Regions from separate parts of the Homo sapiens genome. Here all the other regions are linked to region 2. Evidence: chromatin loops called from intact Hi-C (ENCODE). Cell type or tissue: mammary epithelial cell. All regions are shown on one strand.

The links. Hi-C counts contacts between places; a loop is a spot of excess contacts. Peaks named below come from ENCODE experiments on the same cell type or tissue, not always from the same donor. Only the 100,000 strongest peaks of a DNase experiment are listed, where the experiment ranks them.
Region 1: it touches region 2 in a loop (9-fold over the local background); 6 of 110 quality-filtered maps call a loop at or near these places.
Region 3: it touches region 2 in a loop (3-fold over the local background); 4 of 110 quality-filtered maps call a loop at or near these places.

What each region holds. Positions count from the first base shown.
Region 1 is chr17:72,656,925-72,664,924 of GRCh38, forward strand. The region is part of intron 7 of SLC39A11 (solute carrier family 39 member 11); the gene reads right to left. It also overlaps the pseudogene RN7SKP180. Among named protein-coding and RNA genes, the nearest start is that of LINC00511, 20 kb to the left of the region's middle. In mammary epithelial cell, CTCF peaks have their summits at 963 (motif pointing left) and 4,330 (motif pointing left); DNase peaks (open chromatin) are centred at 747 and 4,717; H3K27ac peaks cover 1,677 bases.
Region 2 is chr17:72,584,395-72,592,394 of GRCh38, forward strand. LINC00673 (long intergenic non-protein coding RNA 673) reads right to left here. Exons shown (of 4, transcript NR_152516.1): 1 at 7,809-8,000. Among named protein-coding and RNA genes, the nearest start is that of LINC00673, 4.4 kb to the right of the region's middle. In mammary epithelial cell, CTCF peaks have their summits at 3,837 and 4,787 (motif pointing right); DNase peaks (open chromatin) are centred at 2,967, 3,997, 4,787 and 6,187; H3K4me3 peaks cover 3,989 bases; H3K27ac peaks cover 6,169 bases.
Region 3 is chr17:73,300,405-73,308,404 of GRCh38, forward strand. The region is part of intron 1 of CDC42EP4 (CDC42 effector protein 4); the gene reads right to left. Among named protein-coding and RNA genes, the nearest start is that of CDC42EP4, 7.6 kb to the right of the region's middle. In mammary epithelial cell, a CTCF peak has its summit at 4,855; DNase peaks (open chromatin) are centred at 3,477 and 4,867; H3K4me3 peaks cover 975 bases; H3K27ac peaks cover 1,342 bases.

The sequences.
Region 1 (8,000 bases), 73 kb after region 2:
CTTGAGGCCAGGAGTTTGACCAGCCTGGGCAACATAGCAAGACCCTGTCTGTATATAATAAATAAAAATAAATAAAAAAGAGAAAAAAGAAGAACAGCAAAGAACACAATTATCAGGCATATTTCAAAATCATTCCTCAAAAAAATAAATAAATAGGCCAGGCACGGTGGCTCACGCCTGTAATCCCAACACTTTGGGAGGCAGAGGTGGGCAGATCATGAGGTCAGGAGTTCAAGACCAGCCTGGTCAACACGGTGAAACTCCGTCTTTACTAAAAATACAAAAATTAGCCAGGCATGGTGGTGGGTGCCCGTAATCCCAGCTACCAGGGGAGCTGAGGCATGAGAATCGCTTGAACCCGGGAGGCAGAGGTTACAGTGAGCCGAGATAGCGCCACCGCACTCCAGGCTGGGCAACAGAGTGAGATTCTGCCTCAAAACAAACAAACAAACAAACAAAAGATAAATAAATAAATAAAAATAAACATCAAGGAGGAGCAGAGATGGAAGAGAGAATGGCAAGAAGGAAGACTACAGAAGATCACTTGACTGCCCTGACTTTGGGCAGGAGTGAGTAGCAATGGTTTACCTCATTAGAATGTACAGGCCAATATGTTAAGAGGTCAGAATTCCCTGAATACAGTGTCCCTTTTGGGACAGGAACTAGGGTGCCCAACCATTCCGGTTCACCAGGGACTGAGGGGTTTCCCAGGATATAGGACTTACTCAGTGCTAAACCTGGCACAGTCCCCAGATAACTGATGTGAGTTGGTCACCCTCAGAAGTAGTCAGAAACAGGGTAGGTGGCAGAGGCAAGCTAGGGTAAGAATTTTAATTTTCCACAGGGGATATATACAGAATCCTACAAGCTAAGCAGATGTTTGAAAAAGTAAAAAGCCCTACCTAAAACTCGCAATGGTCTGATGCAAATTTTGACCGCTTTTAGCCCCTTGGATCTACTGCCCTCTAGAGAGCCAGCTTCCCTGAAACCCTCACCAGCCCCATTGATGCTGGGTGGGTCCTTGCGGGCTGCTGTCTCCAGCCCAGCCCTGAGTGGCATCCAGGAACTGGGCAGGCACGGCAGAAGCAGAAGGGATGGCCTCCCTGTAGGGACAGCAGCAGACACTTTGCTTTCTTGGGTAGGGACATAAAGAAACAATTCAGGCTGCTTAGGAAACCCCCAGAGGTGACCTGTAAGGAAGTGGGGAAGGCGCTGGGCCTGAGCACAAATAATGAATCCTAGAAGATGGAGGGGGGCTGGGCCCACAAGGGGTGCCAAGGGAGTGTAGGCGGGGGAAAGGTGCCCATTCATGGGCTTGGCCTCTCCGTGGGCTGGATGCAGGGGCAGAGGCGGACAGTCTGAGGTACTTTTCCAGAGGTCTCTCATCCTTTGCTCTTCCAACCTGGTAGAGGCTGAGGGCCAATGGCCAGGGTCCCATCCGGGTGCTAGGTAAGAAGGGCCTCCCTCCTCGTATCTTCAGGGAACACTAATCCCAAGCAGTGGGCAACAGGAAGAAAGGCATCCCCGGTGGGCAGTTGTTTCTGCTTTTTCTTAGAGGCCTGACCCTGTTTCGCCCCAGGGGCTGACTTCTCTTCTCCAGCATCCTCCTCCTACTACCCCCCACCCATCACCCATGTTAAAAGTTAGGGCCCTTGGAGGTCGCCTGGCTCAATGCCTTGATTGTTAAGATTGTTAAGGTAGAAAAAGGAGATGCAGACAAGTACAATGCCTTTGGAGGCCCTGTGATGTGTAGTGCCAGTCAAACATATGAGTCAAACACATCTGGGTGGGACCCCAGGTGCACAGGTGGGACCCAGTGCAAGCTACAGATCACTCAGCCTTTCCTTTAACTGAAAAATGGGCATAAAACTCCCCCACCGACAGGGCTCTTGTGTGGATGGCAAATGATCACTGTGAAGTGCCAGGCTTATCTCGGAGCCCAGAGTGGGTGCTCTTTAAATAGCAGCCACTGTTAAAACTGCCCGAGGCTGCTGAATGAGGCGGTGATGAGCTGGGCACTGAAGCCTCCTATTCCCCCCAGACTGGTGACCTCCCAGCCACACACCAATTTCTTCTACAAAGGGTGTGCCTTAGCCTTCTCAATTATACGACCTCCTGGGCAGAACCATGTCCTGCAGTGGCAACTTGGCCACCTGGAAGCCTCTTCTCAGGAGTCACTCCAGAGTCAACCGCTAAGCCCTGGCCATGTGCAAGAGCTCATGCCACATATGAAGAAAGACATTTGGAAGGTCCCTGTCTTCAAGGAACTTATAATCTGATACACAGCAAAAGACCTGCCTGCAAATGACTCCAGCACAGCACGGGACTTGCTAAAGGCCATAAGATCTAGCACAGAGCATTAGGGGCGAGGATGATTTTGGCGGAGACAGATGATCCAGGAAACCTTTGTGGAGAAAGCAACATCCAAGATGGACTGTGAAGGATGGGGACAATTTTAATAGATAAAGATGGGGAAATGCATTTCATCCAGAAAGAAGGAACAGAGAAAGCAAAGATGTGAGATGATCTGGCGGGGTGAGCTAGGTCTTCCTTTCTCTCCCCTTCTCCAAGTCCAAGCCAACATACAAACAAAAATAAAACATGCATTCGAGCCAAGGCCTATCTCTCTTACACGTGTCCTCTGTGACTCTTTTTTTTTTTTTTTTTTTTTTTTTGGAGACAGAGTCTTGCTCTGTTGCCCAGGCTGAAGTGCAGTGGCGCGATCTTGGGTCACTGCAACCTCTGCCTCCCGGGTTCAAGCAATTCTCCTGCCTCAGCCTCCCAAATAGCTGGGATTACAGGCACCTACCACCATGCCTGGCTAATTTTTATTTTATTTTATTTTTTTGTATTTTTAGTAGAGACAGGGTTTGACCATGTTGGCCAGGCTGGTCTCAAACTCCTGACCTTAGGCAATCTGCCCGCCTCAGGCTCCCAAAGTGTTGGGATTACAGGCTTGAGCCACCATGGCTGGCCCTCTGTGATTCTTTCTTAGCTGAACCTGCTGGATTTTTAGGGAAAACCTGAGTGTTAAACACCCCAGCCATACCTCAGGTGTTTTCCAAGGCCGGAGTGCGAAGTACCACCCCAGGGGTCCCTATACTATCTTTGGGAGGCAGATGCCTGTGCTGAGTGAGTTACTCAGGGGTGTTCCCTTGAAATTCATTTATTAGCCATCTCCACTCAAACCTCAATGTCTCAGGCCTTGAGCTTGGGAAATGCTTCCAGCTCGTGTCAGCAGCAGCACAGAGCATGTGCCAGGAGCTGTGCACAGCACTGGAGACCCCACTGCAACCGCCTGCGGTTGAAACCAGCTCAAGTCTTTCATTACCGCACCCATCAGAGGCAGCCCGAGGTCCTCCGGCTAGAATAAAAATGACGATAACCACTGCTGTTATTTATTGAGTATTACTACGTGCTGGGCGTGCTTGTAAGCATATTACATGTAACAACATGCCTTGCCCCTCAACCACCTCATGAGCAGCTTTCACCATTATTCCCATTTTACAGATGGAGAAATTGATGCTCAAGGAGTTAAATAACTGGCCCTGAAGGTTGTGGAGCTGGGAAGTGACAGAGCAGGGCCTCCTAACTGCTACTGTGTACACATACCGGGTTTTCTGGGCCTCATGCAGACCCATCGAACCATATGGAGATAGGGGCGGACGCTGCCCGACACCCACTTGGCTAGTGAGCTGAGGTTCTGGCCTCTTCTGGTCAACAGGGAGGGCAGGCCAGACTCAGGGGGTTTCGAGCCAGAGACCTGCAGGGTTTAATGGAGTGGAACGTGCCATCCACAGCGGGATTTCTCAACCTCACCACTACTGACATTTCACACCGTGAGTTCCTTGTTGTGGGGGCCTGGTTCTGTGCAGTGTAGGATGCTTACCAGCATCCTCGGCTCCTATCTGCTAGATGCCAGCAACAACCTCTCAGCTGTGACAACCAAAACGTCTCCAGACATGGCCAAATGTCTCCGGGGAGGGGGAGGGGACCAACCCTGATTGAGACCCACTGACCTTGAGTAAACATGTTAGATGAGCTTGCTTCCTTAGCAAATAGCTGGACGACAAAAACTGCTCAGACTGAGTGTGGAGAACACCTGATCTCACGCATCTCATTTGAGAATTTCTAGCCTCAGTGGAGTGCAGGCTTCTAGGGAACTTAGCTATGGCACGACAGATTTGGGGCTGAGCAACCACCTTTGAGAACCACCAGGCCTCAGCTCCCTTAGTCCAAAGCCAGTGGTCACTCTCAAAGCTCACTGTTGCACAATTCCAGGGGTACTTTTCACCTTGTGTTCTCTGACCATGGCGCCCCCTGGAGTTGTGCAGTGGGACACTCCTGCTTGAGCGCAGATTGCTGCTCAGCCTGGGGTGTAGTTCTGGGGTTCGAGGTGCACGCTCTCAGGAGAGGTAGTGGAGAGAGTCATGGGTTTCTCTGAGAATTGGCAAGCGAAGGGACGGCAACCTGCAGCCTTGCTCTCCAGGCTATATTCCCTGGCCGGTTGATTATGAAAGGAGAATGGCATATCCCTGACAAGCCCTGCTTCACCCCGGCTTTCAGATCCTCCCATGTGCGATGAGCGTGTGTGTTCTTGTGTGGCAGGCCCTTACATACTGTTTTGATTGTTATCATCTTGCCGTGAAAGGCCTGATTGTTCAGGCCTGGAGATGACATCACCGGCTTCCCACTAGGGCAGCCTGTCGAGGTGTTTGATGAGCCTGCAGGTGGGAAGGGGCTGGGTACTCCCCGCAGGGCTGCCCGGCCCTACCTGCTCAGAGGAGCTGGCTTAGCACGCAAGGGATCTTCCCCCACCCTCTTGGTGCAGTTCTCGGAAACTTCTTGGTGCAGGCTGGCGAGATGAGATGACCCATCCATTCCCTTACAGTCTGCTGCCTTCCTTCGAGGGGGTGAGGAAGAGCCCAAGGAAGTCAGCCGGAAGGCAGGGTGGTGGCTGAGGGTGATTCAGGCCACCACTGTGCACTTCTCCCTGCAGAAGTGTAGACAAACCGCCCACATTTCTATGGGATCACTGACTCCCAGAGGAATGCTCTGAAGACCTTCACCTGCTAAGTGTCCCAGCAAAGCAAACCAATCCTATGGGCTAGCCAAGTATGAGGCTGCCTCATACAATGTGGTGGGGGCACACATCTGAGAGCAATGTGCCTCTGTAGCCATCAAAAGACACATCTTAAACTGGGCGCAGTGGTTCGCGCCTGTAATCCCAGCAACTCAGGAGATGGGTGGGAGGACTGCCTGAGCCCAGGAGTTTGAGGCTGTAGTACTATGATGGAGCCATGGCAGTCCAGCCTGGACTGGCCAACAGAATGAGGCCTTTTTTTAGAAAGAAAAGAAAGGAAGAAAGAAAAGAGGAAAGGAAGAAAGAAAAGAGGAAAGAAAGAAAGAGAGAGGGAGAGAGAGAAAAGAAAGAAAAGGAAGGGAAGGAAAAGAAAAGAAAGAAAAGGAAAGAAGGAGGGAAGAAAGAAAAAGAAAGAGAAAGAAAGAAAAAGAAAGAAAAGAAAAAAAAGAAAAAGGAAGGAAAGGAAGGAAAAGAAAAGAAAGAAAAGGAAGGAAGGAGGGAAGAAAGAGAAGAAAGAGAAAGAAAGAGAGAAAGAAAGAAAAGAAAAAAGAAAAGAAAAGAAAAAGGAAAGAAAGGAAGGAAAAGGAAAGAAAAGGAAGGAAGGAAGGAGAGAAGAAAGAGAAGAAAGAGAGAAAGAAAAAGAAAAAAGAAAAGAAAAAGGAAGGAAAAGAAGGAAAAGAAAAAGAAAAGGAAGGAGGGAAGAAAGAGAAGAAAGAGAGAGAGAGAAAGAAAAAAGAAAAAAAGGAAGGAAAGGAAGGAAAAGAAAAGAAAGGAAGGAAGGAAGGAGGGAAGAAAGAGAAGAAAGAGAGAAAGAAAGAGAAAGAGAGAAAGAAAGACAGGCACACACATCCTGGGAGTGCTGTTATTCATGGCAGTGCTATCAATAATAGTCATAAACTGGAAACCATGCAAGTGCCCCTCTACAACAGAATGAGTAAAATAAACTCATTTTATTCCTTGTGTTCTATTCACACAATGGAATACTGTGTGGCAATAAGAATGAAAGGTTTATACCTCTGTGTGAGTCTGGAGCCACGTCACAGACACAATTCTGAGTGAGAAAAACTAGACACAAAATAGTAAGTGTTGTACAGTCCTATTTACACAAAGTCCCCAAACAGGCACAACCAAGCTATGCCTTCTTAGCTACTAATTTAATGGCCATTAGCCCATTGGCAGTTTAATTTGTTAATTCTCCTTAACATATTTGAAATTTTACAAACAACACGTTTGAGCAGAAACCGACAACTCTCTAAAGGTAGGATTTCAGTTCCTAGGGAGGAGTCATATTTTTGGGAAAAGAGTATCTTCCCATTACCTTTTTAAAAAGATATTTTACTGCAGTTGAATGTATGTTCAGAAAAGAGCAGATCCGCCTGCGTTGTACAGGATAACGTTTCAGAAACTAAGCAAACCCATGAAACCCACATCCCGATCAAGAAACGGAACATCACCAGCACCCTGAGACCCCCTCAATCCTGGGCTCCTGCTCCTCATGGGCCTCTCCTGAAGGAGAATCACTATCCTCACTTCTAACAGCAGAGCCTAGTTATATGTGATTTTGAACTTTATATAGATAGTTGAGGCAGCAGTGCAAGGCCCCAGAAGAGGATCGCCTGGGGGTCTGAATGATGAGGGCCTCAGTCTCATTTCCTGCGGACCTGGCATGTGGACAGTCTCCTTAGATCATGAGTTTGGACATCCGTGTGGGGTATTGCCTCAGGATATGAACGTCTGTCCCGCGAAGCATCTCTCACTCCAGTTTCTTATTCACGGAGGGCTTCAGCCTCTCCATCTGCAGCAAACACATCAGGGGAGGAGATGCAACCAAAACATTTAGTTCCCCAGCTCTCAAAATACTATCGCAAACCACTAACAATGTTTCCAGAATTTTAGTGCTTTCTTCTTGAGAGCTTGTTTGGAGGTTCTAGCAGGGGAGCGCAGCTACTTGTATACCCTTGACCGAAGACCGGTCCTCCTCTATTGGGGATGGTCGTCCTCTTCAACCAAGTGCACAGCTTCGGGAGGGACGCACATGGAGCGGTGAGGGAGGAAAGGGACACCCGCCTAGCCAGCCAGATCAGCCGAATCAACCCTGGCAATCAATGGAGTGACAGATGTCACAGCCAGATTGCCCTCACATCCTTAGTGCTTTCTTCTAAGGAGCTTTAAGTGCCTTTATAAACAGTTATTATTTCTATGACAGAGGAGGTCCATTTTCTATTTTGTAGATGTAGTAACCAAGGTCCACAAAGGGTAAGCCATGGACTGAAGGACACGCCGTGGGTCCCTGCAGTGAGGGAAAGGATGCTGGATGCCAAGCCCTCTTCCATACCTCATTGCTCCACATAAAACTGCAGAAGGCAGGGAGGGAAAGTGGTCAGTGGCAGCTTTGGGGAAGAGGAGACCATAAACCGTGGTGCCATTCTTGGCTACTCTCTGTCACACCTTATATGCAATTTGCCAGGGAAACCAGAGGCGGGGATCTACCTTTAGATCTGATGAGAATCCAGCCACTTCTCCCCTCTTCCATGGCTATACTAAGGTGCAAGCCTCCATCATGTCCTTCCTGGGCTACAGTAACAGCCTCCTAACCAGTCTCCCTGCTTCCACCTTTGCCCCTATAAACTCTATTCTCTGCAAATTTGCTAAGTCTGATTATGCTGCTCCTGTGTTGAAGACACTGCAGTGGCTCCCCATTCCACTCAGGGCCAGGGCCCACATCCCCTGCTGGCCTGTAATGACTTACACATTCATGCCCTCCGTTCTCTTCTTCTCTTCTGATTTATCTTCTCTCCATTCTCTCTTCTCTCCATTCTTTTCTCCCTCCATTCTCTTCTTCTCTTCTGATTTCTTCTTCTATTGATCTCTTCCTAGCTCCAGCTACACCAGCCATCTGGTCTCCTTGCTGTTCCTC
Region 2 (8,000 bases):
TCCCTCCGTCTCCACACCAACACTTCCAAAATACTCGCTCTTCACTATGTGTGCCAGATTAGGAGTTAGAGTGGGAGGGCTGGTCCACAAGGTCAGTACCTATCCACGTCATTTCACTGACTAGTGCTTTAATGCCCCTCCTGTAAAACAGGATGACACCTGATCATTTCACCAGGTTGAAGGTACTATCACATGGCATATGGGCACAAAAGCAATTGGAAAACTCCAGTTCAAAGAATCAGGGCCTACGGAACGTGCTAGGTCATCAAACCTTTTCATTTAGAAAGAATACTTGTGGCAGATTCAGAGCTGGGCGCCACCCCCACCAACTCGGCCGCTCCTCACTTCCTGGACACTTCACTCTTCGTGAAGATGGCTTTCTTAAAGCAAAAAGCACTTCACACACATTAGGATGGCTATTCTCAAAATAAATAAATAAATAGATAATAATAAAAGAATAAGAAAACAAGTCTTGGCAAGAAAATGGAAACTTTGTGCACCATTGGTGGGGATGTGAAATGGTATGGATGCTATAGAAGATGGTATGGCAGGCTGAGTGCAGTGGCTCGTGCCTGTAATCCCAGCACCTTGGGAGGCCAAGGCAGGTGGGTCACCTAAGGTGACCAGCCTAAGGAGTTCAAGACCAGCCTGACCAACATGATGAAACCCCATCTCTACTAAAAATACAAAAATTAGGCCGGGAGCGGTGGCTCACGCCTGTAATCCCAGCACTTTGGGAGGCCGAGGCGGGCGGATCACGAGGTCAGAAGATGGAGACCATCCTGGCTAACACGGTGAAACCCCGTTTCTACTAAAAATACAAAAAATTAGCCGGGTGTGGTGGCGGGCGCCTGTAGTCCCAGCTACTAGGGAGGCTGAGGCAGGAGAATGGCGTGAACCCAGGAGGCAGAGCTTGCAGTGAGCAGAGATCGTGCCACTGCACTCCAGCCTGGGCGACAGAGCGAGACTCCATCTCAAAAATAAATAAATAAATAAATAAATAAAAATAAAAATACAAAAATTAGCCGGGCATGGTGGCAGGCACCCATAATCCCAGCTACTAGGGAGGCTGAGGCAGGAGAATCACTTGAACCCAGGAGGTGGAGGTTGCAGTGAGCCGAGACCACGCCATGGCACTCCAGCCTGGGCAACAAGAGTGAAACTTGGTGTCAAAAAATTTTTTAAAAAGTTAAAATTAAAAAAAAGAGACAGTATGGTTTTTCTTCAAAATATGAAAAATAGAATCACCATGTGGTCCAACAATTCCACTTCTAGGTATATCCTTAAAAGCACTGAAAGCAGAGACCCGAACATTGCACATCCGTGTTCCTAGCAACATTATTCACAATGGCCAAAGGTAGAAGCTACCCAAGTATCCACAGAGAAATGAGTGGATAAACAAAACGCAATATAAACATACAGTGGGATATTACTCAGCCTTAAAAAGCAAATTCTGACACATGCTATAACATGGATGAGCCTTGAAGAAAGTAGGCTAAAGAAATAAACCAGACACAAAAGGACAAATACTGTATGATCCACTTCTATCAGATACCCAGAGTAGCCAAATTCATAGAGACAGAAAGTAGAACAGTGGTTGCCAGGGGCTGGGAGGATCGGGGAATGGGGAGTTCGTACTGAATGGGTACAGAGTTTTAGTTTGGGAAGAAAAACTTTCTGAAAATAGGTGGTGATGGTTGCACAACAACGTGAATGTACTGAATACCATAGAACTGTGTACGTTAAAGTGGTTAAGATGGTAAATTTTATGTTGTGTATATTTTATCATAATAAAAATGGTGGGCCAGGTGCAGTGGCTCATGCCTGTAATCCGAGCACTTTGGGAGGCTGAGGCCGGTGGATTGCTTGAGCTTAGGAGTTCAAGACCAGCCTAGGAAACATGGCGAAACCTCATCTCTACAAAAAATACAAAAATTAGCTGGGCATCCTGGTGGGTGCCTGTAGTCCCAGCTATTCAGGAGGCTGAAGTGGGAGGATGGCTTAAACCCAGGAGACGGATGTCGCAGTGAGCTGAGATCGCACCGCTGCACTCCAGCCTGGGCAACAAAACAAGACCCTATCTCAAAAAAAAAAAAAAAAAAAAAGAGAAAAGTAGAAATGTTTTAAAAGTTTTCAAACTTAAAGTATAATAATAAAAGAAAAAAATAAAATAAAATAAAGTTTTCAAGTAGTTAAGTGAAGAAGGCATAACTGCAGAAACCTTCTCGTCACTTAAAGCTCAATAAGGGTTTTACTCACATAGTGAAATTGTCCCCAAAGGCCAGCACCTCAGACACCTTCCTTTCACTTTGTAAAGCGCAACAGAACCCCCGCTTCCACACAGGCTGCTAAATCTTCAAATCAGCTTCCGATGGGCGCCGAAGACCACCACAGCCCACATGCTGAAGAACCAAAGCGGCTGCACCAATGCCTAAAAAAGCATCCAGCAGGCACTGAATATTTGTAGAATTAAGGTAAGAGGAAGTCCATAGGCAAATGATTGGAAATACATCTATCATTAGAGAAGGAACACTCCATGGCTAGCTCAAAAAGCATGCCCTGAAATCCCCACTCAATCATCAGAAGGGACTGCTGGGCGGGCGGGCATGGTCTTTCCTGGCCTATCCTACTGGGACTTCCCAGTCCAGCAAACACCAAAAAGAAGTAAATTGCTAAAGTAAAATGACCACTTTTGAAGCAAAGGAGGTAAGTCTGTAAATCATTAAAACTGGACCCTAACAATCGGCATCTTCCAAACCTTGGGGGAGCCTCACAGACCTGGGGGTCGGAAGGTCTGGTTGATTTCTGCAGCTCCAGAACTGCAGTCCCTTGGTCAAACCCCTAAACGAAGCCACATCTGTTTATCACATACAAAGGCACCTGGTTTCCAAGACGTCCATGCAAAAACCTGTACCAACAGACCAAATATGGGAGGAGATGATGATGATTCACATTACAAAAAGAATTCTTGGGCAGAAACTTGCCACTTCAGCATTCTTCTAGGTTGCACGATTCCTCCGGGCCTTTTGAATATCATGTGATCAACCAAGATTGGTTTTGTATAGATGTTTTTCTAGGCACAGGCCTCGTCTGTAAGGCAGGAACACCACCAGCTGACTTTGAACAAGGGGTCTTTCGCCAACAGCATAATTGAAAACAATTCATCCAGGATCATTCCTGTCCTCTTGTGAAGTGAGCTGGGTGCATCAATCACATGAACAGGGGATGCTAACTTGGTGTGGAGGACCCCAACCAGCTCCATGATGACAGTGACATTGTCTAGAACAATGGTGGCCACAGACAGAAGCAGCAGTGGTCTGTGTGGGTACACAAACAAATGTGCCAGGATGCTGCCTGGTCAGGGACACGTTCCAAGCTCCCAAAGAGCTTGCCTACCTGAGGGGAGAAAATGCCCAGAGCTGTAGTTCCTTTATCATTCACCCAAATGCAGCCACTCCTGTCTTAACCAAGTATAAAGGGCATCTGACTTCAAGGCTCCTAAGTAAAAACCTGTACCAACAAACCAAACAAGTACATGCGGGGGCCCAGACCAGTGGAGGTAAACCAGAAAGGCTTCCTGGAGGAGGAGAAAGAAAAAAACACTGTGGTTGGGTAAGCTTCAGTGGGAAAATGTTCAATTAAGGCTTTATCTGGCCAAGAAGTCAGTCAACTTCCTGTTTTCTTAAAGTGCCTGTGTCAGAATGGCCTGGGTGGCTTGTTGAAAATGCAGACCCCCAAGCACTGAAGGTGAGGGGCTGGACGGGGGTGGGTGCTGAGAATATTCATTTATAACGCGTTCCGCAAGCAATTCATTCTTATGCAAACCACAATTTGAACACCAGGGGACAGGTGGGGCAGTCCTAAAGTGAACAGTCTGCACTGCACTGGAGTAGATTCTAGAAAAGCTGCAGCGTCTGAGTAGGGAGGACCCACCAGGAGACGCTGAGGACAGGGACAGGCAGGTGTAGACAGAGGTGCCTTCCAGAACTGTTTAGTCACAACAGCCGCAACCCCTCTCCCCGCGAGACTTCCTGTTATGATCCTCACTGGAGCTGGCTAGTTACAGAAAACGTCTGTACCAGTTCACAAGGAGAGAGAAAGACATGAATATCCTTCAGTTTACAAGCTACAGTAGGAAGGTTGGGAGCATTTCAAAAAGGAAAAGAAAAATCAAGTCTAGGCAACCAGACCCTAACATTAACACAGAAACTCTGTCTGGACAACAGAAATCTGTTTTGTTGAGATTTAAGTAACGTCAAAACTTCCTTATCCCAAACAAACATCGCCTTCGCTCAATGCAGGCAACCACTCCAAGTCAGAAAAGACACAGTGATACTCAAAGCAGACAGCCTCAATTCACGTGTGCGTTACTGGCTGACCATGCGGTCTCTTTATTGTAAGGACAGGAGAAGGGCCCCTTTCCTGGGTTTCTTCAAATTCACACAAGTGGACTCTTATGCAAAGATCCTGGGCTAGCCTCCATCCATATCAGCCACCTCCAAAAATCCCTTCGGGCTAGCTCTCCTCACCCCAAATCTTCTCCTGGAAGAAAGTCCCCTAAAGAAAAGGAGAATCACTTCCTAACCCAAAATTGCTTAACAATACCCTAAATCCATTTTGAGTTCAGAGCAGAAATCCGTGTTCCTTCCAATCTGCTCAGATAACCAGGAAATGCTGTACCTGCTGGGTCTGCACGTTTAGCTCCCGACACACCTGCTACTCCAGCCGGCATGAGTCACCCACGCAGGCATTGCACGGTGTACTTGTCAACCACGGATTCAGTGGCTCAGCAGCTTGCTCTCACGCACACCAGATGGCAAACGTCTACCCCCAAAAAGACGTGTCAGGGCAGACCGGCTAATAACCCAATTTCACTCAATGACACATTCCCACTGTAGGTTTGGGGAGAGGAAAGGAGGGAGGGGGTACACAGAGATGCTTTCCCCACTTATGGGCAAGCTCCCATAGGCCCTGGAAGCCTGATACGGCTCTGCTACCGTCAGTAGAGGAAGGGCAAATTCACCTGGGGAGGAAAATGAAAATGACGTCCCAATTTCAAACCTCCTCCTGAACAAAGGCTGTCTTCTCTACCCCTCTGGGTTCCCACTTTTTACAAGGTCCCATTACAGGATCCCAAATTGGACCCTGGACCAGAAAAAGGACATGAGTGGGACAAATGGATAAATTTGAATGAGGCCTGTAGACTAGTTAAACGTGTTGTGTCAGTGCCAGTATCCCAGGTCTGATCATTGCACCATGGATATATCAGATGTTAGCATTTGGGGAAGCAGGGTAAAGGATATAGTGGAACCCTTGGCATTATTTTTGCAACTCCTGTAAATCTAGATTTATATCAAAATCAAAAGTTAAGTTTTTAAAAAAGACAGCATGTTAAATCTAGCTGCCTGATATATCTTACTTTATGGTATTGCTAAAAAAAAATTTACATCGGCCGGGTGCAGTGGCCCACGCCTGTAATCCCAGCACTTTGGGAGGCTGAGGCGGGCGGATCACGAGGTCAGGAGATCGAGACCATCCTGGCTAACAAGGTGAAACCCCATCTCTACTAAAAATACAAAAAATTAGCCCGGCGAGGTGGCGGGCGCCTGTAGCCCCAGCTACTCGGGAGGCTGAGGCAGGAGAATGGCGTGAATCCCGCGGGGCGGAGCCTGCAATGAGCCGAGATCGCGCCACTGCACTCCAGCCTGGGCGACAGCGAGACTCCGTCTCAAAAAAAAAAAAAAAAAAAAATTTTACATCATAATCCTGATGACAAATTTTAAGTTATTCTCATACCAATGCTGATCAACTCTTTGATACAAAAAGAAACAAAACAAAACACTTCATTCCCTCAGCAGCCATTCACTCTGTGCCCCTTCTGCGTCCCCGCTCCAAGATGCAGTATTATCTGATGGGTAAGTGGTATCTTTTCCTCTAAGCCCATCTCGGCAATATCCAGAAATAGAGTTATTCCTTTGCTTTAGACATAACTCTAACTTAAAGCAAATATAGCAATTTCTGGGAATTTTCCAAAGAAAATAATACAAAATGTGGATAAATCTTTATGTACAAAAGATGCTCACTGTATTACTTCTAATGGTAAAACTTTGGAAACAACTTAGTATCCAACAATAGGGAAATTGCCAAGCCAATTATGAGTCAACGCCTGCAGCAGAATACAGTTACCATGCCGTCATGACATGGGGGAAACGTTCAAATAAAATTACACAAAAAAAGAGGAGGAGAAAAAGTTGTATACATTGCAGGATTTCACCAGTGAGGAAATATATCAAATTGCCAGCATTACTGTGTGAATTGGATGTTTTTCCTGCTTTGGGCACTTTTGTGTAGTTTTCTATAAAAGAAAGAGAAAGAGCATGGATTACTTTTTAAAATCAGACAGGGAGGAGGAGTGGTGGGGTTGGTTATCAGTTTGCCTGGCGGTTTCAACCTTTCCTCTCCCGGAGTCAGTCTAAGCACAGAACTGGGGTGGGGGCAGAGGGTGGGGAAGGGCCGCAGGTAAGGTGCTGTGTCAACCTGGGCAGTTCCAAACCCTGCATGGGACCAGGGGCACCGAGGGCCCCAGCTCCCAGGGTAGGGGGTCGTGCCACTATGCACTGCCTTTTCTTCTTCCGGTGCTGCTTTACTTTCTCTTGCTCCTGGAGCAGTGCTCACTGGAGACGCTGGGACCCTGAGCACTGACCAAGAGTGATCCCTGACAGCGTCAGATTCCTATGCAGAAGGGACTGCTGGGTGGGAAATGGATCACCGACAGGTTCTAAATGCGAACCCACAGGCTGCAGGAGAGGGGTGAGGGGCGAAGGAGGGAATCCCACCTCTGGGAAAGCATCCTCAGGAAACCTAGATAGGTCCTGGAGGTGAGGACAATCGCCAAGGAGGGAGAAGGAAAAGGAGGACCCTGGTTAATCTGCACGCCAAGGGTGGAGTCGCTCAGTCATTCATTCAACAAACATCTATTCAGTGCCTACTCAGTGACAGGCATCGCGCTGCCCCCAAACAGGGCAGACACAAAAGAACAAGGGGAGGAGGAAGCTATGGATACAGAAGCGGTATGCTTTCAGTTCCAGACTCAAGACGTAAGCCCTCTCCCCACATTGGCCAAGAAACGACTTCCATTAGCAAGTTGCGCCGGAAAGGGGAGGTGGCGGGTGGTCTCACTGGACTGAATTCCTGCCACCTCCCACCTATTCAGAAAGCCCGTCCACACCCTGGCCAAACGCGTACCAGCGTCAGCCTGACGGGTGGCCCAGTCCTCGCCGGAAAGCTGCTTGCCAAACGCCCCCGCTCACCCCCTAGCCCCAACGGTGAGAGGGGCTCGGCTGAGTCGCGTTCTCCAACCGCTGCGCCCCAGCAGCGTCCCCGGTCGCCAGTGGGCGGACGCCAGGAGCTCACGGAGGCGGCACCGCTCCCGAAGTAACGGAGCCCGGAGGGCGCCCAGGCGTTAAGGCAAGTGCAAGGGGCCGAGCGGGTGCGCCGAGGACGCGGGGGCGTCTCCCCCAGCTGAGGTTCGGTCCCTCCAGGCAGCCAAGGCTTGGCAGCGCTAGAGGCTGAAGGACAACGGCCGAGAACGCCCAGGATGGGGTGGTCGCTGACCACCGTGTCCCAGGTGAATCAGCTCCGCTTGGAGGCAGGGGGATGACTAAAATGACCTCCAAGAAGATGTCAATTACAAGAACAAAAATTTCAACCCGGAATCTCGAGACCTTCGAAAAACGACGCGGAGGAAAAAAGGAAAGAAAGAAAAGAAAGTAAATCAGATCCCTTCCCCGAACCGCAGGGAAACTTACCTCCAGCTTGGCGACCCAGCTGTTAAGCAGAACAAATCAATCCACGGATGGAGAAGAGGTCGTGGGTCTTCTGAGCCCAGCTGATACACACCAAGTAATCCACGTTAAGGGGTCCGCAGCCCCCCACCCAATTCCCCACTTTCCATCCAAGGCCAAAGAGCAGCCAGACCCTGTCCTCTGCGCTCCAGACTC
Region 3 (8,000 bases), 720 kb after region 2:
GATCATAGAGTGACCTGGACAAGGAGGAAAGCAATAGTGCACACCAGAACCTCCCAGCTACTTCCACTTTATGCCTTCTCTCTATGAGTTAATAATAATTGACCCTCCACTGTCCACCAGCCACTTCTGGCTTCTGAGCACTTGACATGTGGCCAGCATGGAATAATAAACACTGGAGACTGGGAGGGTGGGAACCCAGTGAGGGATGAGAAGTTACTTAATGGGTACAATGTACACGATTGGGTGATGGTTACACTACAAGCCCAGACTTCACACTACACAATATACCCATGTAACAAAACTATACTTGCACTCCTTATATTTATACACATAAAAATAAACACACAAAAATAAAAAATAGGCAGGGCGCGGTGGCTCACCCCTGTAATCCCAGCACTCTGGGAGGCTGAGTCAGGCAGATCACCTGAGGTCAGGTGTTCGAAACCAGACCGGCCAGCATGGTGAAACCCCATCTCTATTAAAATACAAAATCAGCCAGGCATGGTGGCGTGCGCCTGTAATCCCAGCTACTTGGGAGGCTGAGGCAGGAAGTATTGCTTCAACCCGGGAGGCAGAGTTTGCGGTGAGCAGAGATCACGCCATTGCACTCCAGCCTGGGCAAAAAAGAGTGAAACTCCGTCTCAAAAAAATTAAAAAAAAAAAAAAAAATCTGGCAAGTCCAAATGGATATGTGCACAAGTGGAAAATACACACTGGACTTCTAAGATTTAGTATAAAAAAAGAGGATGTATAAAATATCTCATTAATATTTTAGACTGATGTGTTAAAATGATATTCTGAATATAGTGAGTCAAAATGTACCATTTCCTCTTACTTGTTAAAATGTAACTATTAAAATATAAATTATGTATGGCACTTGCCTAAGACTTCTATTGGAGAGCAATAATTTAGACATTTTCCCCCTTATTACACAAGCAGCATGTTCCCTTGTAGATGGATAAATAAAGCCAACCATTGTTCACAGCTGGGTCAAAATATTTACATGTTAACAATTTATGCTACATTGTTTTAAATTAAATCTTAATATCTAATTTTTACATCCAATCAGGGATTGAATGGCTAGGTTGTTTCCATTTTCAGTTGAAACTCTGTAAGGTCCTTTCAGGCAATTATGTGCATAACCTTAACTATTTCCAGATGATACATTCTTGTGAGTCTGTCCCCCAGGCTGGAGTGCAGTGGTGTATCTCAGCTCACTGCAACCTTCCACTCCTGGGTTCAAGCAATTCTTGTGCTTCAGCCTCCCAAGTGGCAGGGGCTACAGGCACACGCCACCATGCCCAGCTTTTTTTTTTTTTTTTTTGAGGCCAAGTCTGTATTGCCGAGACTGGAGTGCAGTGGTATCATCTCAGCTCACTGCAACCTCTGCCTCCAGGGTTCAAGCGATTCTTGTGGCTCAGCGTCCAGGCGTGCGCCACCATGCCCAGCTAATTTTTGCATTTTTAGTAGAGATGGGGTTTCACCATGTTGGCCAGGCTGGTCTTCAACTCTTGACCTTAGGTGATCCACCCACCTCGGCCTCCCAAAGTGCTGGGATTACAGGCGTGAGCCACCATGCCCTGCCTGCCTGGCTAATTTTTGTATTTTTAGTAGAGACAGGGTTTCACTGTGTTGGCCAGGCTGGTCTTGAACTCCTGACCTCAGGTGATCCACCAGCCTTGGCCTCCCAAAGTGCTAGGATTACAGGTGTGAGCTACTGCACCCGGCCAGCAGGCTACCTTTTTTTCCCCCTAACATATTTAATGGCCACCCCACCAAGCTTATACTACCTTACAGGCTCTAAGCAACTATATGATTGAATCTTTTGGGCTTTGGAAGTGGATAAGCTCATCATCTGCAACTAATAATAATTTTGCCTCCTCCATTCCTCATTATCTCGTTATATTTGTTACACTGCCAATATAATGTTGAATAATACCACTGACATGAAACATCTCTCTTTCTGGCACTTACAGTGATATCCTAAACCTCCGGCATCTAATCCAGCAGCCACAAGCCACATAAGGCTACTGAGTACTTAACATGTGGTTAGTGTGATTAAGGAGCTGAATTTTTAATTTTTTTTTTTTGAGACAGGGTCTCACTCTGTTAACCAGGCTCAAGTACAGTGGCACAATTACAGCTCATTGTAGCCTCAACGTCCTAGGCTCAAGCAATCCTTCCACCTCAGTCCCGAGTAGCTGGGACTACAGGTGTGCACCACCATGTTGCCTAGCCAAGTCTTAAAATTCCTAGCCTCAAGTGTAATCTCAAAGTGCTGGGATTACAGATACGAGCCACCACACGTGGCCAGAATTTTAAATTTTAATTATTTTACATTTAAAAATTGACAATTGGCCGGGCGCGGTGGCTCAAGCCTGTAATCCTAGCACTTTGGGAGGCCGAGGCGGGCGGATCACGAGGTCAGGAGTTCGAGACTATCCTGGCCAACATGGTGAAACCCCGTCTCTACTAAAAATACAAAAAAAATTAGCTGGGCATGGTGGCGGGCACCTGTAGTCCCAGCTACTCGGGAGGCTGAGGCAGGAGAATGGCGTGAACCCGGGAGGCAGAGCTTGCAGTGAGCCGAGATGGCGCCACTGCACTCCAGCCTGGGGGACAGCATCAGACTCCGTCTCAAAAAAAAAAAGATAATTGGCCAGGCGCGGTGGCTCACGCCTGTAATCCCAGAACTTTGGGAGGCTGAGGCGGGCGGATCACCTGAGGTTGGGAGTTCGAGACCAGCCTGACCAACATGGAGAAACCCCGTCTCTACTAAAAATACAAAATTAGCTGGGCGTGGTGGCGCATGCCTGTAATCCTAGCTACTCGGAAGGCTGAGGCAGGAGAATGGCTTGAACCCAGAAAGCAGAGGTTGCGGTGAGCCGAGATCGCACCCTTACACTCCAGCCTTGGCAACAAGAGTGAAACTCCATCTCAAAAACAAACAAACAAACAAACAAAAACTGATAATTGGCCGGGCACGGTGGCTCACGCCTGTAATCCCAGCACTTTGGGAGGCCGAGGAGTATGGATCACTTGAAGTCAGGGGTTCAACCCCAGCCTGGCCAACATGGTGAGACCCTGTCTCTACTAAAAATACAAAAATTAGCCTGGCGTGGTGGTGGGTACCTGTAATGCCAGCTACTTGGGAGGCTGAGATAGGAGAATCGCTTGAACCCAGGAGGTGGAGGTTGCAGTGAGATGAGATCATGCCTCTGCACTCCAGCCTGGGCAACAGAGCAAGACTCTGTCTCCAAAAAAAAAAAAAAAAAAATTAATTCCCCCTTCCTTTAGTTTTAAAAACATGGCTCCTAGAAAGCATAAAATTCCATATGTGACTAGCGTCACATTCCTATTGACAGCATCATCCTAGGGCTAGTCCCACTGATCATCCTGCTCACTGTGATTTGAATATCACACAAGTATTCTCCACCACCTTAAGGAATGCACAATTCTTACAGTTTATGGGAAAATGATGCCAATAACTCACTCAGCCAGGCTGAGTTATGGGAAAACACACTACGGCTTAAAATAATTTACCCTTTAATTGCTGGAAGATATAGCATAAGGAGTCTAGTCTAGTTTAAATGGTGACTCATTATCAAGAACACTCCGGAATAACATCTCTCCATGTGGATCCCAACAGATAGCAAGACTGTGTGCTGAGGAACCCACTCTAAGGAAATACTATTCTAGACCCTACCTAACCTCAGGGGTAGACCCCTCCCCAGACTCTGCAGTAACTATTCCTGGGCCACATGTCATGGAGAAAATACGAGAAAGAACTAAGATTTGTTGAGCTTTTTACTCTGCACCAGGCATTGTGTTAGGTGATTTATTTTGATTAAACTGTCTCTTTTCTTCTTCTTCTTTTTTTTTTTTTTCCTGAGAGAGGGTCTTGCTTTGTCCCTCAGGCTGGAGTACACTGTAGCAGTGCAATCAAAGCTCACCGTAACCTCAAACTTCTGGGCTCAAGCCATCCTCCTACCTCTGCTTCCCAAAGTGCTGGGACGATAAACTTTGTAGTCATACACGGTCCCAAGCATTTGAAAAACTTTATCTCATGTATTCTTCCCAACAATCCCATGGAGTTATCACTATCATCCCCAGCTCACAGATAAGAGCACCGAGACTTAGAGGGGCACGTGCTCTACTCAAGTCACACACGGTTGGTTAGGAGAGAGAGACAAGAATCCAGATGTGCTGGACTCTGGGTTTTTTCCACTCCACCATAAGGAACATCGGGGTGGGGGGGGCGGGTGGTGCGAGGGGGACAGTGCATCATAAGTGTCCCTGGGGCTCAGGCCTGGGAGGGCTGCTCAAGGCTCTGGATGCATGAGTACACACAGGATACGCAGTTGTGCACACAATTTCAGGTTAACATCTCCTGAGTCTGAGCACCTCATTCCCCACCACTCCAGGGAACTTATAGATTAATCCTGGAAAATACAGGCTACAGCCCAACACCCCAGGTCCATCCAGGGGAGCCTCCTGCTCCTTGTGGGCTGGGAACCAGCTGCCCTGCTTGTCTCCTTCATCTTCGTTCCTGCACCCACCTCATCCTTATCCTCATCCCCATCCCAGAACCACAGGCTTCAGGCCAGGGGAGAAGCAGGTCAGCAGGAGGTGAAGGGGAAACCTTCCCTCACCTCCTGGGAATTAGAACAGCACAGAGAAGGGAAGAAAAAGGAGCCAAGACTAGGGAGTGACCGGAAGCAACAACGGAGGAGTCAAGACGAAGAGGAGCCAGTGACTCAAGGACATCCGGCAACTTCACTTGATTACAGGGCCCTTCCTGGAAATGTGTGCTTCCCGGAGCCACCACCCGAAGCCAGCCACCAGCAGAGGGACCATCTGGGCCAGGCAGGATGGATGCCTGGTGGGGGGCCCCACTGCCCCCATACAGGCTGGGCCCTCCTCCTCTAGGAGTGGTGCTACTACTGGGCAGCAGGGTGCCTCCCTCCTGCTCGGGAGTGATCGCAGAGGAAAGTGCCGCGCTTGAAATCAGATCTGCCAGGCCTTGTTTGGTTTCACTTTGCCGCTCCTAAGAGCCGGGTGCTCAGCTAAGAACTGGGAATTTCATGGCCACCTTGGGGTCTCCAGGAGACTGGCAGATCTAAACTCCCTCCAGAGCAGACAGGCTAATCTTGCATCTTGGCCCTGCCGGAAGTTGGGGACAAAGAGCCCCACTCCCTAGGTCACAAGGTGGCCTGCCACGTGGGTCAAGTTATTTGTGCCTCAGTTTCCTCATTAGCTCTCAGAACAATTGATAACATTACATAACTCCCAAGTGCTGTGCTCGGGTGAGCACAGTTCCATGTGTGCTATAAAGATGATGCTGTCACACCCAGTGACACTCCAGCCACTGTCACTTCGCAAACTTCATAGAGAACAGCCACCTGAGAGCACCTAATTCAAAAGTCTGTACAGTGAAACGTGGGCTGAGACAATGGGTTGACCCTTTTCAAAGTCCTGGGGGTTCCCAGGATTATCTGATGCAGGGGGAAGGGTCCCCCAAGCTGCTGAAGCCCAGGTACAGATTCTGCCCTCCCTCTGTAGTCTCTGCCAGCAGTCGGGGGCAGGAAACCCTCGGATCTGGTTTCTTTCCTGATCTGAGTTCCCTCATCCCGTCACCTTTTAACCTTTAATGATGCCAGAAGAAGGAGCCTGGCTTCTCTCAGACAAGATGGTGAGGTGGAGGTGGGAAAAGAGAAGCTCCTCCATTCCTTCCTAGGATAAGGGTAAAAGTAACTCAGGAATTTGCCAGACCCCGGGTGCTACTAGCAACAAATAATGCACAGGCCAGGCACCGTGGCTCATGCCTGAAATCTCAGCACATTGGGAGGCAGAGGCAGAAGCAGGAGGATCGCTTGAGCCCAGGAGCTTGAGACCAGCCTGGGCAGCACAGTGAGACCCTGTCTCTAAAAAAAAAAAAAAAAATTAAATTAGCCAGGCATGGCGGCACACGTCTATAGTCTCAGCTACTCAAGGCTGAGGTGGGAGGATCTCTTGAGCCCAGGAGTTTGAGGCTGCAGTGAGCTGTGATTGCACCACTGCACTCCAGCCTGGCCAACACAGCAAAAAGCCTGTCTCAAAACAAAAAAATAATGCACAAAACTTCAATATGATCAACCCCCAATAAAATATAATCTGATCTTTTGGACCTAACCAGATTCTCCTTAGAGGTAACCACAAATCGTACTGCGAGCCCCTAGGCTCTTTTTGGGCTCTCTTGGGCTCTCTACTCCTTGTACCACTTGACAAAGCCTTAAGCCCAATTCCAGGACTTGAGGGGAACAGGTCCCTTTCTGATGCTTCAGGGTTGGAGGCAACAGTGTAAGGAAATAAGAAGGTTGCACTGAGTGAAGACCCGAGGTAGAGAGGAAGGACAGGCAGGAAAGAGAAGCCAGCACACAGAACCTGGCTTTGTTGGCACACTTGGAGAGATTCAAAGCTGGGGTCTCCAGACCAAGTTCAGTGACTGCCAGAACTGCAGGTGTCTGGGCAAAAGAAGAACCCAGAGTCTCATGCTGGGAGGTGGAGGCTGCCCCAGACAACCTCTGCTACCGTGATGGCCAAGGCAGAAGATGGTGGCTGAAGCAGCTCTGGCTGAGCACAGACATCCAGGGATCCTTCTTGCCTGGCACTGTGGTTTTTCCAGATGCCTTCAGCTCCATCTTTGGGGTGAAGGGGAAACACCAGGTGTGCAGAGCAGTTTCTTACAGGTGGGGAACTGTAAGCCTTCATTAATGACCACACCCTAAACTGTGCTCACCTGAATCCCAAAAGAGAGACCCTTCCTCAGCTTGAGTGGAGACAGCCAGTTCCCCTGTTCCTGGCAAGGGAGGGCTTTGGATGCCAGCACTGCCATCCTGGCACAGAGCCCAGAGCTGCAAGCTGGCAGTGCCTGGGGGAGACTCCAATGTAAGTTAGTTGGAAGGAAGCCCAAGTCTCCTCAAGAAGGCGTATTTTAAGCTGGAGCTTTCGGGGCACGGTGAGCGGGAATGTGGGAGACTAATGTCTGAATTTTTCTTTCTTTCTTTTTTTTTTTTTTTTTTTAGACGGAGTCTCGCTCTGTCACCCAGGCTAGAATGCAGTGGCGCGATCTCGGCTCACTGCAAGCTCCGCCTCCCGGGTTCACACCATTCTCCTGCCTCAGCCTCCCAAGTAGCTGGGACTACAGGCGCCCACCACCAAGCCTAGCTAATTTTTTGTACTTTTTAGTAGAGACAGGGTTTCACTGTGTTAGTCAGGATGGTCTCGATCTCCTGACCTCCTGATCCACCCGCCTTGGCCTCCCAAAGTGCTGGGATTACAGGTGTGAGCCACCACGCCTGGCCCTGAATTTCTCTCTTTTTTTTTTTTTTTTTTTTGAGATGGAGTCTCACTCTATCGCCCATGCTGGAGTACAGCAACCTCCACCTCTTGGGTTCAAGCGATTCTTGTGTCTCAGCTTCCCCAGTAGCTGGGATTATAGGTGCACGCCACCATGCCCGGCTAATTTTTGTATTTTTAGTAGAGACGGGGTTTCACCATATTGGCCAGGCTGATCTCAAACTCCTGACCTCAAGTGATCTGCCCGCCTTGGCCTCCCCAAGTGCTGAGATTACAGGCGTGAGCCACTGTGCCCGGCCCTAATGTCTGAATTTCCTTCCCAACGCACTCAAGCAAAAAGGGCTGTGTCCAGTGCCACATGCGGGCTCCTTCCAGCACTACCATCCAGTTCCCTGCCGAGAGAGGGCACGCATGGGCTTGGCCTTCCTAGAGCACCCCAGAAGCACTGGCTGGAGTTGGCCTTCAGGACACTCTGCCGGATGACCCCTCAAAGTGTCCCCAGCTCCAGAATTTGGTTCTTTTCCTCACGGTCGGGAAAAATCCTCCAGTACGTAGGTCAGAAGAGCTACGCAGAGCTCAGGTCAGCTCTGTTTCCAGGGCGAGATTGCTCAACCCTTCTCCCTCCGCCCACAGGCCTTATCTCTGGCATCAACCCAGCTCCC